Linked DNA regions of Homo sapiens: region 1 is linked to region 2. A link is a loop called in an ENCODE intact Hi-C map of the cell type or tissue named here. Cell type or tissue: MCF 10A. All regions are shown on one strand.

Region 1 (2,500 bases), 300 kb before region 2:
TGATTGCCAAGGTGAGGGGGAAGGTGGGAATGAGGAATGACTGCTTAACGGGAAGGGAGTTTTACTTTGGAGCAATGGAAATGTTTGGGACTAAATGCCACTACATTGTCCACTTTAAAATGCCTAATCTTAAGTGAATTTCACTTCAAGAAAAGACTTAAGATGAGATTTATATTTTCATAGTTAACATTTAATACATTCAATAGGAATATTTAGACTGCTGAATGGTTTTTTTCTGTGCACCAAAACCACCTCAAGGGCACACAAAGCAATCTTACTTTATTTTGGCTTTTACTGTGGGGGCTATAAAAAGGGTCAGGTTCATGGTCAGATGCAGGGATGGGAGTATCGCTCTACACTCTTTGGAAGAGATGGTTCGCCATCTTTGCAAGTCCAATTTCATATGTTCTCCCTGGCAAAGTAGAGAATGAGATATAACAAATAAAAATGTAATTGATGGAGTCTGAGGAGTCGTCTATTTCTTCCTCCCTGCCATTTGATACACCTGAATTTGATCCATTTGAGATGACCTCTCTCAAATTAACCAACTCCCAGGAAGGGAGGTTCTACAAACTTTTTGTGATAGATCTCACACCCAATGAGTAGGATTTGTAGGGAAAATTGTGACATTGATTATTACGTCTTTGTAATGTGTCCGTGGGAGGTCAACATTAAGTTCAATTTATCATTAACTGGACGTGTTTGCTAGTTTGGCAAAGGAAGTAATGTGTAATATGTGCACATTAATGGCATCTGTAATGTGTAATGTGTAATGCGTCCATGGGAGGTTGACGTTAAGTTCAATTTATGATTTAACTGGACATGTTTGCTAGTTTGGCAAAGGAAGTTATCTTGGTGATAGTGGAAGGGGTTGAGCATCTCTGGAACTTGGGGAAGGAGAGAACAAATTCCAAACCAGATCTACTTGAAAAACTTGTTTCAGCATCAACAGAGTGGAAACTGTACTTAAAGCACAAACTTTGTGTAACTACAGACAGAAACTAAGAATTATTTGCAACTAATATGCACATCTCAAAACAAGAAAATGACTGTTCCAACCGAGTCCAACAGGGGGCAGTAGTGATTTCCTCAGCTCCATAGGGTTATATTCAGTGGCAGCAAGTTGATCTCAAGTTTCATTAGGTTTCGGTTGCCAGATCTAGTAAATAAAAATACAGGGCATCAAATTAATTTGAATTTCAGATAAAGAAACCAATTTTTTAGTAGATTTCATATATTTCATATGAAACTGAGGCATACTTAGGTTAAAAAAGCATTTATCTTTTAGTATGATATCCATATTTAACTGGGTATCTGGTATTTTATTTGGCCATCCTAAATTGTGTGTGTGTTTAGGAGAGAGAGAAACAGGCCCAGAGAATACATGTGGCTCATCTAGTTTACACAGTCTAACATATTGAAACAGGATTTCTGTTCATTTCATCCTAATATGCTATGAAAAGGTGAAATCGTGGTCTGAAAATTAGGGAGTTTTCCTGATTCCTGTCTTTTTTCTGATCTTCCTATACTGGCTCTATCTTTCCTGCTTTATAGCCAAACAGATTTCTAGTTAACCTTGTCTGTCCCCATATTGGCAATCATCTTCATGGTTTATGTCTTCCAATGAACCTGTCTCCTTCTCCCAATTTTCTTATCCTGCCCCTGAGGTTTAATTTTGTTCAAGAGTCTTCTCAAAACAAACAGAAGGTAAATGAAGACTGTCAGCTTACTTCAACCTGGACCAGATGGAGTTAGGGAGGTAGTGAAAACATGAAGTAAAAGGAAGGAAAAACATGTTTTATTTGTCTCTTTTTGTCATATGTCACAGAACAGGAGACCTGCTATGTCTGTGATATTTACCTTAGAAACAAGGTTTGTGTAAATTGTGTAAGCCACATGACCACAGTTTTTTTCAATGGTAAATAAAAATAATCTCAACCTAGAACTGCAGGTAGGCTTCAATGAGAAAAGGATGTACAAGTACTTTGTAAGATGTTAAAGGCTATGGTTATAACAATTAATTTATTATGTGTTTTTTCCTTTTGGAATACTATAACTAATACAGGCTTTGATCTCTTAAAAAGAAATATTGTCAATATATATTCTTCGCCATCACTCCAACCCCAGCAACTAGTCAAAGGTGTTATAACAGTGATAACGAAGCTGAACTAAGGTAGGCTAAATAATCAGTACCTTCCAATTTCCTGGGGTTGAGCTCTCCCTTGGAGAGCAGGTAACAGTTGGGGACAGAGTGATCCTCTTTTTTTAAAGCCACATTAGAGTCTCCAAGAAATGACAATGTTTCAGATGCATAAAAGGAAACATTCTGAAGCTAAATACCAGGAAACATCTATCAAAACACAAAAGAAGCGAAAAATTACTTTATAATATGCAGAAAAGTATGCATTTGAATGATCACCTTGAAAGAGTTTTGGGTAGGGGATGGAGGAATAACACATTTATAGATGTTATGCCAGAGGATGGGTGACTGCCATATTCT
Region 2 (2,500 bases):
TGTGAAAATTTAATTTGTGCCTTTATTGACCTCTGCTCCCTGACCTTGCTGTGTCTTAACTTTGTGGCATTTCCATGAGTACACTGCTCTTCCTTCTTGCCCTTTTGCAACCGCAAGCTTTTGATTTCAAATGGACTCTTCCAGAATTAGATGAATTTCTCAGTTTTTACTTTGGTAGCAGCTACAGTCTTTTGCTCACTTGAAAATGATCTTATCCCCTGTTCTTTAGTACTTTATCATTGAAATAATGGAAAATAAGCATGTTAGACCTGCATTTAAGAGGGGACAATAATGCCTGTCATTTATCGGGTGCTTACTCATGCCGGGCACTATACTAACTCCACGTACGTTCTTAAATTGTTAAAGCATGAGGTGGTTGTATTCTTGTGCCTATGCAATGGTTAGAATGTCCCTTCTAAAACTCACATCAAAATTTAATTGCCATTGTGAGAGTGGGCCTCTCAGTGCACTCGTGAATGGATTACTGCTGTTATCTCAGGTGTAGGCAGTTGTCCAGGCAATGGTCTCCTGATGAAAGGATAAGTTTGGCCCCCATCCTCTCTCTGTTTTGTGTGCTCACTTGCTCTTCTGCCTTCTGCCAAAGGATAATGCAGCAAGAAACTCCTCACCAAATGCCAAGCAGATGCTGGCGCCATGCCCTTGGACTTTGCAACCTCCAGAACCATGAGCTAAACAAACTTCTTTTCTTTACAAATTACCCAGTCTTTGGTATTCTGTTACAGCAGCAGAAATTGACTAAACACCCTATGATAGAAAGGAAGCTTAGAAAAGTGAAGTGATTTGTCTAGAGTCACCAGTCAGTTTGGCTCCAGACTCATGCTCTGGGCTACTATGCCAAACCATCTCTTTAGTATAAATGTGTTTTCTTAGTATAATTGTGAACATTACCAGTTCAGATATAGGCACTATATGAAATATGACCCTTCTTGGTATAGATGGATATTTACAAAAATTTTAAAATTACAACCTGCAAGAATATATTTTACATCCTGACCCAGAGTACACACAGATTTTAATTCATACATAGGAAGTACTACTACTTGTGATTTATTGTTTTCTGCCTTCTTAAAGTTTCTATTTTATTGTATTTTCATATTAAAAATGCTAGTGTGATATGCTAAAATGATATAATAGTCCAATAGTAGGTAGCAACCTCCAGTCTGAAAAATCACTGAGAGTCAGTGCTGGCCTTGTAGGGTTCATGTGGCTGAGCGAAATCTGTGTTCCACTAGTTTTACTTTTGCTCATGTGCTGCCTCAGGTACTTGTACTTCTAATTTTGTTAGTTTTCTAATTTTGTGAGGCCTTGAATAGTTTTGCCAGTAGGCATTTGTGAGTGATTGGATTCTGAGGCAGGATTAATAATTTTCCTGAGGCTGTCTCTTGCCATTTCATCGTGGTCCTTTGGGGGTCCAGTGGAGTTTGGATTACACGAGTATACTCAGAACTTGTCTTTCCAGAGGCTTCCTCCCTTTTTTTATAAAGCTCTTTTATTCCAGGCATGTTCATTATGGCAACTGAAGGAAACTGAAGTACAAAAATATTATTTCTCCACTTGTATCTTTTCCATATTGTGCGGGAGATAGTATAAGAAATGTGTTATAAATAGAAATTGAGAAGATGCAGAATAGTCTCATCTTTATCATCTTGTACCCCTTGTCAGACCTACCAAAGTACTGGCTAAAAGGCTAGACTAAGGTTATTGCCCCATGTGTCTTTGCCTAGAATGAACTAGCAGTGTAGGAGCGGCATCACCTAGCGCTCTTTTGAAATAAGGTGTCCATGTCATCTCATTCAGTCCTTTTTGAGGAAGCAAACATTTGTTGAGTATCTACTCCATGATGGCCCTGTTTCAGGCTCTAGAGTTATAATGGGGAATGTGATACACAGGCCGCTGCTCTCTTGGAGTGTGTATTCTAGTGGGAAAGACGGTCATTAAATACGAAAGCAACTAGGTATATAACTATATATTTGGTTTCAGAATCAGGTAAGCATATGAAGAACAGCGATGTGGGGTCAGATGATAGAGAACTGTGGACTGCAGCATTTCCCTGCTTATCTGTGTCCCACCCCATGGATTGTGAATTTCTCTAGGATATAGAAATCCTCCAGAGATCCTCAATGTGTGAGCCCAGGACCACGATAGGATTTTCATTTGTGAAAGGCCTGTAACTCAGTGAGAGGATGTTTCAAGGAATAGAACCAAATGCGGTGTGTAGAGCAGTAGCATTGGCATCACCTGGAAACTTATCACAAGTGGGACTTTCCAGCCCATCTTGGACCTACTGAAGCAGAATCTGCAATTTAACAAGATCCCCAGGTGAATCCTTAGGCAAATCAGAAGTTTGAGAAGTTTGAGTAGTGGTTCTCAGCCTTGGCTGCTGTAGAGAAGGAGAGTTAGGTCCAGTAAGTCCCTCCCAGTGAAATGCTATTCAGCTAAACCTTTAATCTGCCAGGGTGGAAATCATCAGGTGCCCCAG

The links. A loop is a pair of places that touch in the nucleus more often than their neighbours do. Peaks named below come from ENCODE experiments on the same cell type or tissue, not always from the same donor. Only the 100,000 strongest peaks of a DNase experiment are listed, where the experiment ranks them.
Region 1: a loop joins it to region 2, with 3 times the contacts of the local background. A loop is called at or near these places in 7 of 110 quality-filtered maps.

The regions. Positions count from the first base shown.
Region 1 is chr7:133,229,366-133,231,865 of GRCh38, reverse strand. No RefSeq gene overlaps it. Among named protein-coding and RNA genes, the nearest start is that of EXOC4, 22 kb to the left of the region's middle. In MCF 10A, a CTCF peak has its summit at 1,067 (motif pointing right); a DNase peak (open chromatin) is centred at 1,075.
Region 2 is chr7:132,934,001-132,936,500 of GRCh38, reverse strand. All of the region lies in intron 4 of CHCHD3 (coiled-coil-helix-coiled-coil-helix domain containing 3), which reads left to right. Among named protein-coding and RNA genes, the nearest start is that of MIR3654, 100 kb to the left of the region's middle. In MCF 10A, no CTCF peak of the experiment used is centred here; no DNase peak of the experiment used is centred here.